3 separate regions of the Homo sapiens genome follow, and regions 2 and 3 are each linked to region 1. The links are chromatin contacts, found by Hi-C in ENCODE. All regions are on one chromosome and are shown on one strand. The core of a region is the stretch at or near the end of the contact, and the rest is flanking DNA. Distances in the headings are between cores, read along the strand shown. Region 1 holds the start of MROH8 (maestro heat like repeat family member 8). Region 2 holds the start of ACTR5 (actin related protein 5). Region 3 holds the start of DHX35 (DEAH-box helicase 35).

What was found. A loop is a pair of places that touch in the nucleus more often than their neighbours do. Pooled maps may share reads with other maps.
Region 2: a pooled map shows a loop between it and region 1 (8-fold over the local background). The contact joins the promoter of ACTR5 here to the promoter of MROH8 in region 1. A Hi-C loop is called at or near these places in 5 of 50 pooled maps.
Region 3: a loop to region 1 is called in a pooled map, with 7 times the contacts of the local background. The contact joins the promoter of DHX35 here to the promoter of MROH8 in region 1. A Hi-C loop is called at or near these places in 4 of 50 pooled maps.

What each region holds. Positions count from the first base shown.
Region 1 is chr20:37,178,298-37,181,096 of GRCh38, reverse strand. MROH8 (maestro heat like repeat family member 8) reads left to right here and starts at 1,549. Exons shown (of 25, transcript NM_152503.8): 1 at 1,549-1,708; 2 at 1,710-1,874. The coding sequence starts at 1,617. RPN2 (ribophorin II) reads right to left here and starts at 1,767. Exons shown (of 17, transcript NM_002951.5): 1 at 1,728-1,767. The coding sequence starts at 1,740. RefSeq lists a silencer at 1,492-1,541 and enhancers at 1,092-1,649, 1,662-1,711, 2,062-2,141, 1,650-2,209.
Region 2 is chr20:38,746,914-38,749,920 of GRCh38, reverse strand. ACTR5 (actin related protein 5) reads right to left here and starts at 1,461. Exons shown (of 9, transcript NM_024855.4): 1 at 1,068-1,461. The coding sequence starts at 1,442. RefSeq lists silencers at 1,226-1,415, 1,716-1,985 and an enhancer at 1,364-1,865.
Region 3 is chr20:38,960,945-38,964,028 of GRCh38, reverse strand. It overlaps DHX35 (DEAH-box helicase 35), which reads right to left and starts at 1,685. Exons shown (of 22, transcript NM_021931.4): 1 at 1,622-1,685. The coding sequence starts at 1,661. RefSeq lists an enhancer at 1,351-1,660 and a silencer at 1,701-1,820.

The DNA.
Region 1 (2,799 bases), core at 300-2,799:
CCACCATGCCCAGCTAATTTTTGTCTTTTTAGTAGAGACGGGGTTTCACCATGTTGGCCAGGATGGTCTTGATCTCTTGACCTCGTGATCCGCCCGCCTCAGCCTCCCAAAGTGCTGGGATTACAGGCGTGAGCTACCGCACCCGGCTGGAGACCACTGGAAAGTTCTAAGCAGAGGAGTGATTTGACTTACACTCTAATGGTATTACTGTGTTGAGAATAAACAATACTGTGTGGAGAACAGACCATGCAGGTGCAAGGACAGAGCAGGGGACACCAGTTGGGAGACTACCGCCATAATCCAAGCCAGAAGATGATGGTGGCCCAAACCAGGGCAACAGCAGTGAACATGATGAGAAGTGATGAGAGTTAGTCTGGCTAGAATTCAAAGTCAAAGCCTATCAGAAACTGCTAATGGACAGAAAGACCTAAGAGAGAGCGGAGTCAAGATACTAATGCTGAATCCCCAATGCCTTGTGCACAGGCGGGTACCCAATATATGAAGATCTAGTGAATGGCTGCGACTAGCATTTTCCCACCTAGACCGTAAATTCCCCTAAAACAGCACCTGTGTCAGAATCCTAATCTTCTCACTCCATGTTAACGAGAGCAGTAACTTTTCTGACTAAAAGTTGAGCACTTAATATGTTAGGTATGCCCACGCTATGCTGTGCTTTGCACACACCAAATCATTAAATCCTCACAACATCTAAGCAAGGTGGCTATTTTCTGCATTTCACAGACCAGGAAAGTAAGGCTCAGAAGTAGTTACCTGCCCTAGGACACATCACTGAAAATCAAACTTCAGGCAATTTGAATCCAAAGTCTGCTTTTAACCACTTTACTATCCTGAACTTCTCAAATAATGAAACGGTGAGCCACTGACTCATTCATGTGTCACCCTGGGCAAGTAAGTTCCCTTCCGTGGGATTCCAACTTCTCATCTGTCAAATGGTAGTAACAAGAGTACATGCTTCCAAAGTTACGATGAGGCTACATGAAATTCCACCCTGCACAGCGTCTACTCAGTAACTTCCAATGCAGTTAACTTAGTTCTTACCTAGGGCCATGCACTGTTCTAAACTAAGCACGAAGATTATTTCACTTAATAAAGCAACTCAACGAGGCAGATAACGTGACTAATTTGACTAACTTATTTTACAGATGAGAAACTGAGGTGTAGAGGGGTTAAGTAACCTGCTTTGGGTTACACAATGAATACGTGGCCGACTGCAAGTTTGCACCTAGAGTGTCACTTGAGAACTTATGCTCCAGGCTCCCAGAGAGAAGTGAGGGTTTTCTTTGCCCCTTTCACTGAATGGGAAACTACAGCACAAAGAAGGACAATCTGCCCAAAACCTCACACGGAGTAAGGGGCAGCGCCGGGACCAGAACCTTAGGCCGCCTGGCCCAGAAGCCCGCGCGAGTGAAATGAATGAGGCCAGACCTAGGCTAAGCGCGTCCGCGGTCCCCACGGCTGAGCCTCGGGGCGACCCGTAGCTCCGCGCTGCACCCCTCCCCCAGGCACCAACCCCGCCAGGTCGCGGGCACTCCCACCAGCTCGCAGCCCTCCTTCGGACCCTCGATCCGAGAGCGCCCCAGCCAGAGCTTGTGCCCATGCCCCTGTCCCGCAGGGGAAGGGGATCCCGCCTGGCCGGCTCTCGAGCGGCGACTAGTAACCTCCCGCGGGCGACAGCCCTCTCCCCAAAGCCACGCGCAACTCCTCACCCGGCGGCGCCATTCCTCCGAGCAGGTCCCGCCGGAGTCCGAGCCGCGGGCTGACTTCCGCTCGGGAAAGTGGCTCCAAGAGCCCGCCACAGGGGACGCCAGGGACTCGCGGCAGGCTCTGCGGGCCAGGATGAGTTCTAAGCACAGGTCAGTGTCCGCGGCCCCGCTGAGCTTCGACGCTTCCAGCAGCCGCGGCCGGGATCCCAGTCCTCCCGCTCACAGGGCCTTGCAGTTCCCGAGGACAGACCCGCCTCTCCCCCGCGCCCAGGCCCACTTGGAACCGACCGTCTCGCAACGCTCCTATTCCGGGAGCTACCGGGACGCGGTTGGGCCAGGCCTCGGGGTGGGCCCGAGACGGGGCCGCTTCTGATTGGCCTGTCTGCTGTCACTCACTCGTCTTTCTGCTGCCCGGCCCATTTTAAAGGAACAGGAAGGGTCTCGTCGGGAGGGGATAGCTTAGAAGGGATTTTTTTTTCCTCTTTAGAAAATTGTGGCAGTTTCTGGCCGGGCGCAGTGGCTCACGCCTGTAATCCCAGAACTTTGGGAGGCCGAGGCGGGCGGATTACCTGAGGTGAGGAGTTCGAGATCAGCCTGGGCAACACGGTGAAACCCCGTCTCTACTAAAAATACAAAATTAGCCGGGCGTGGTCACACATGCCTGTAATCCCAGCTACTCGGGAGCCTGAGGCAGGAGAATCGCTTGGACCTGGGAGGCGGAGGATGCGGTGAGCCAAGATCGCGCCATTGCACTCCAGCCTGGGCAACGAGTAAATCTCCGTCTCACCAAAAAAAAAAGAAAAAGAAAATTATGTCAGTTTTTTCCAAAGATTATCAGTGGGGTTGTTAATAACTGACCTACGAGTGACGTTTTATCTGATTTGCAGAGCAATGCAGTGACTCATAGAGAACATATTAGGCCAGTTTTACAGGCTCAACATGGAGGTGGCTCATCCAGGAACACCGCTCTAATAACTAGCGCCAACTACTGAATGTTTACAGTATAACCCGACACTGTGCCGAACGCTCTACAAGCATTATTTCTTTTCTTTCCTTTTTTATTGATACGGGATCT
Region 2 (3,007 bases), core at 212-2,711, 1.6 Mb before region 1:
GAATTTGCTTTTGGCTTCTTAATCAAAAACCTGATCAGAGGCGATTATAAAACTCCCATCTCATCTTTACTTGAAAATACGAAAGTAGAGTCAATTTAAGTTATTAAGTCAAGGTCCCATCCAAACTGTCAGCAAATCGTGTTGGCTCTATCTTCAAAGTATTTCCAGAATCCAACTGCTTCTAATGACATTCCCTGCTATCTGCCTCATCTAAGCCACCATCATCCCTTACCTGGGTTATTCCAACAGCCTCCTAACTCGTCCCTGTTTCCACCCTATGATCCAAGACAATTCATTCTCCATACAGCAGTAATAGTGATCCTTTTAAAACACAAGTCAGGTCCTTCTTCAGCTCAACACCCTGCCATGGCTCCCCATTTCACTCAGTAAAAGCCTATAAGGTGTGTGATCTGCCTCTCCACTACCTCTCTGACATCCTCTTTCAGGTACTACTCTCCCCCTCACACAGGCAGCCTTGCAGTTAGGATTAGGGCACACTCCTGCCTCGGGGCCTTTTTACTGGCTGCTCCCTCTGCCTGGACCGTTTTTCCTTCAGATATTCACATGGCTTGCTACCTGAATCACCTCCTTCAAGTCCTTGCTCAAACATCACCTTCACGAGTCCTACCCTGACCATCTTACTGAAAAAATGTAACTCCCTCCTCTCCTATCACGGCGTAGAATCTACTATTTCTATGTTTACTGTCTGCCTTTTCATACTAGAATATCTTTCCATAGTATTAACAGCTCCATAAGCACAGGAAGTTTTGTGTTCACACATGTACTCCAAATGCCTAAAAAGTGCCTGACACAGAGTAAGTGCTCAATACGTATTTGTTAATAAATGGGCTTCTTAACAAACAAGCATATATGCCCAAAGGTATGCTCCAAGATACAAGGAGCAGCATTTTATTCGCTGCTACACCCACAGCGCCTAGCATCTGGTCGACTAAAAGACAATCGGAGCTACTGAAGTGACTGTTACCTCTCCGAGAGCAGAGTGAGCGGAGACGAGACCGCACCCCTCCCCTCAAACCCAGCCCAGCCCAGCCTACTCCGCCCTTCACCTGTGAGGAGACACCCAGGTGCTGGAAGCTGTAGTCCAGCAGCAACTCCTGAAGCTCCAGGTTGACCGGCACGTTGCGGTCGAAGGGCGAGCGCAGCATCCAGCGCAGTGGCTCCAGGCTGCCCAGAGCGTTCCCCACCTGCGGGCCCGACGCGCCCCGTGCCCCGCCACGACCGCGGGCGCACACCGCGCGGAACTGCAGGCGCGGCTCGGGACCTGGGTCCTGCCCGGGACACGCCCAGCCAGCGCGGACTTGGAACGACCCGTTGTCCAGCACCAGCGGTACCGGCAGTGGCCCGTGTGCCACCGGGCCGGCCTCCAGCACTGGGTCCGGTGCGGCACGGGCGTCGCGGAACGGGAACACGTTCGCCGCCATCTTGGAGCGCGCGTCCAGCCCCGCCCCTCGGCGCAGTGTCCGCCCAGACGCCGCGAAACCGCGCCCCCGACGTCACGCCGCGCGATTCAGGCCTTTAAGTACCTCGATGCCCCCTCCCTTCTCGAAGCCCGGCCAGCCTTTCCACTTGACTCGCCTCTGGCTGTCAAGGCTGCTTTCAGGATCGCTGAGACGTACCCATTCTGGCTGCGAAATTCTACGTTTCTTAACCTCTCCCCCAATAGCCTATGAGTGCCCACGCCCCTTCACTCTAGCCGGGACGCCCGGTTTGGAAGCCCCGCCCCAAAGCCTATCGCCGCCAGGCCCCGCCCCTTTCTGGCTGCCAGCTTCAGCGCCGCGCTCGGTGGAGCCCCGCCTCTCTGCCTGGCCACGCCCCATTGCCGGGCGCGCACCGTCGGCCGGGCGCGCACCGTCGGCCGGGCGCGCACCTTCGACCGCCGGCGGCCCCGCCTCCGCGTGGCTGTCTCGCCCTCAGTCTTGCGTCCTGGCTAGAAGGGTCCTTTATCTTTTGACGCTTCCTTTACGTTAAGAAATCTCAAACTCTGCCGACTGTTCAATTTCTTGACTAGGGAGCTGACTACTCAGTTCTGTTCACTTTACTAACTCGCACAGACTGTGTCTTCTCACTAAGACACAGTGTTTTCTCAAACCCTGAGAAAAGACTGCTGATTGTTCCCCAAGCATTCCCTCTCTTTTAGTGGCATCACCTCCCACTCCCACGTGGCCATCCGTCTGGCTGCGATCTAGATGCGCTCATGTGACTAAATTCTGGCCAGGAGCGGGTGGGAGAGGAGGCCATGTGTGTGACCCACTCAGTTTTAGCCCTAAAAGCACTCGTCGCGCTCTATCCTGTCGCATTTCCATCTTTTCACTAGCTAAGGGGGTAAGAATTAGAGCAGTTGTTTTACTACAACCTTTTTTTGTGCAGTGGGGCGATCTCGGCTCACTGCAGCCTCGACTTCCTGGACTCAAGTGATTCTCCCGCCTCAGCCTCCTAAGTAGCTGAGATTACAGGCGTGCACCACCACGCCCAGCTAATTTTTATATTTTTAGTAGAGAAGGGATTTCACTATGTTGCCCATGCTGGCCATAACCATTTTGAAAGAAGAAAAAGAATAGAGCAGCTGCCTTGAATCTACTCTACCAGGTCTATAACACTTCAGTTTGAGAGATAAAATCAAATTAGTTACAAAAGATATTGTAAGCGAGAAATGAAACTCCTAACTTATCTCAAGAACCTCTATTAACAGTGTTTGTTGTTGTTGTTGTTTGTTTTTTTTAAGACGGAGTCTGGCTCTGTCACCCAGGCTGGAGTGCAGTGGTGTGATCTTGGCTCACTGCAACCTCCACATCCCCGGTTCAAGCAATTCACCTGCCTCAGCCTCCCGAGTAGCTGGGATTACAGGCATGCTCCACAACACCCAGCTAATTTTTTTTATTTTTAATACAGACGGGATTTCGCCACGTTGGCCAGGCTGGTCTCGAACTCCTTGGCTCAAGTGATCCGCCTGCCTCGGCCTCCCAAAGTGCTGGGATTACAGGCTTGA
Region 3 (3,084 bases), core at 436-2,935, 1.8 Mb before region 1:
AACACTACTTTGGGTAGGGTAGGTATTATACCCAATTTACAGATGGAGTAACTGAGACTTTGAGAATTTAAGTGACTATCAAGTCATCAACTTAGTAAGTGGTAGACATGATGGGCACTGCAGTCTGACTCTAGAGCTCATCTTCTTTACCACCACCTTACTCTGTCTCATTGTAAAATCTCTTCTAGAGGACATCTAACTTTATATTCAATTAAGAGAGAGACAGTAACTTGAGAGCAGAGCCCTGAGCATCTGTATTTGTCTCCTGAACACAGGATTAGGTTTTCAATAAGTGTACCCTCAATGGATGAACTAAATAATGAAATAGAACTCTTAAGAGTAATTCCACGTTCTTTAACCAAAATAGTACCCTGGTCTGATTTCAAACAATTAATTCAGCTCTTTATTATACCTAACACTTTCACCTGTTACTAAAAGCGTGAATAAATTAAAAGTATTCATTACTTAGTAAGTTCCTAGTTTTGGATGCAAATAAAACTCAGGATGGATAATTGGCTGATGACTTGAAATGCTGAACCATAAAACTGTCAAGTGACAGACTACAAATTTTTAAAAAGCATTAAACATATCTCTTGCTTGGGTTTATCTCTCACATCACTTATATGCATGGTCAGAATTTCAGAGAACCACTGAAAAATTAAAAGCTTTGCTTATATTACATTCTTGGTGTCATTTCATTTTTGCTGCAATATACTTTGCACATCCAGACCTGCAGGGGTGCAGGTGGTAGAAAAAAATCAAGCTGGTAGCTGTAATTTAAAAACTTTTGTTTTTTACAAGAAACTGTTTGCAGAGAGGAAGTAATGCATCTAGTACGGTCTGGCATATGCACATTCAGTAAAAACCTGATTAATGAGTAAATATCAAGACAAAACAAGTAAAGCATTTTGTGATTGTGATTCGTGTTAGTCTGTAAGAGAGGAAGTGGCTGGCAGCCAATATGAAGGACTGTTCCCTTTTCTAGTAGACATTCGGAGTGGACAACAATTATCCTAAAAGAAAATAACACACTTTCCCTTTTTTTGAGCATTTATTCTAAGTCTGACAACGCGTTCTGCTTGTCATTTAAGCCCACAGCATAGAAGCTATTGTTCTGCCCACTTTACAGGTAAAGAAGTCATGGCTCAGAGGCATTAAGTGACTCGCCCAAGGTCACCCTACTACAAGGCAGAGACGAAAATTCGAACCCGGACAGTCTGACTCCATAACTTGGGCTTGCAAGCCTCCAGCAGCGAGCAGCATTGTCTGTCGGGCCACAGCGCAACCCCAGGGCGCTAACGAGACACGAGAGGGAGCTTTAGGATTCCCCATCTCGCGGGGTGGGCAGGACAAGCATCAGTAACGAGGAAGACGAGGCCTGAGGAGGCTGGACCACTTTAACAAGGTCACAAAGAGTTTCTGCTCACGCTAGGGGAGCACCCCCAAATCCCTCGGGACCACTGGGGAGCCTGAGCCAGAGCTCCCCCCGCACAGAGGCGGCAGCGCCCAGCTCGCCGAGGTCAGGCCTGCGAGCAGGTCTGCTGGCCCCAGGGCGCCGGCCGCGGCGCCAAGACCGAAGTCAGGCCGCCGCATCTGCCCAGCGTTCCACCAAGGGCCTTACCGGGTCGCCAGAACTTCACCGGTCCCACGGGCGCAGCCATGTTGGGGTAAAAGGTCACGAGGCTAGCTCCACCCCACCGTCGCGCGCTAGGCCCCCAGGGCCCGGAGGGCGTGGCCCCCGAAGAGCCGCTGCCCAGACGGATCGCGCCGTGTGACGGCCACGCCCCCACAGCTACCGCCCCCGTCTGAGCCACGTGACCCACTTCCAGGCTCCGGCGAGCGCACCGGCCCCGCCCCCGAGCCCACGTGACCCTGCTCAGCCATTTTGGAGAAAAGGGCGCGCTCCTCCGCCTACCTCTTGAGCGTGGAGGGTAGATGCTTCAGGTGACCTTTTACGAGCGTGGCGTGTCCTGGATGGCGGCCGCACACTTAGGAAGAACGGGCTTTGGGAGAGGACCGCTGGCCCGAGAGTGGAACCTTGCACGCACTGGGCGTTGAAGCAGTGCTTTCTGGATTAAATACGAAATACTGATGTCACAAGCTACCTCAACTTGTCGACTTCTGTTTTATTCTCAATTTCAAATTGAAGGGTAATAATAGGAACTACCTCGTGGGTTGTATTTGTCAGTAAATATTGCGCGCCTGCTGTGGGCCCAGGTAGTGCGGCACAGTGCCCCAAATAAAACAATGCGAAATGATATGGAAGTCTTCAGGGACCTTGAGGGCAAAACGGAAAAACGGACTGGGGGTGGGGTGGAGCGAATGGGTTGGCAGAAGAGACTGAAAATGGGTAGATCAATTAAGGTAGTCCACCAACTCAGTGCTTCCTCCAATTTGATACCCTTGAGTCAAATGCTTGTTAAAAACACAGATTCTAGGCCTTGATCCAATTCTGAATCGATGTCCTGGAGCATGGCTTGGGAACCTGCATTTTGAGAAGCTCCTGAATTCTTCAGATTAACAAATTTGGGAAAGATTACACTAATCCATCAGACGAAAGGTGAGGTCAAAGAAAAAGAAATTACAGTAATCCAAAGGAGCGCTAAGAAGGGGTGATGAGCTCAAGTGGAGGAAATAACTTTCTAGGTAGGCAACTAATTGGAAGGAAGTGAGAGGCTTCAGAATCTATGCATTTTTAAAGCTGTGAAGAAAATTCTGAATTCTTTGAAAGAAGTGGCATCATTATGGCAAGAGCAGGGGCTTTTGTGGACAACCAGTCCAGACTTGGAATCGTAACTTTGCCATTTCCTAGCTCCTAGCTGTCATTTAATTTTAGTTGTAAAATGAGGTTTAAAGAGGTATTACATGAGATAACATGTAAAGTACCTAACAGTGCAAAACATAGCAGGCACTGAATCAATGTTAGCTCTCATTACCTCAACTCAGAGCAAATCCACCAGGGGGAAAAAAATCTGAATTTACCTGCATAGGTTCATGTAAGAATCTTCTTTGATTTATTTTTATAGTAATTAATGTAGGGACTCAATATCTGTTAGTCCCTCGGCCTAGAATTCTCCATCCATC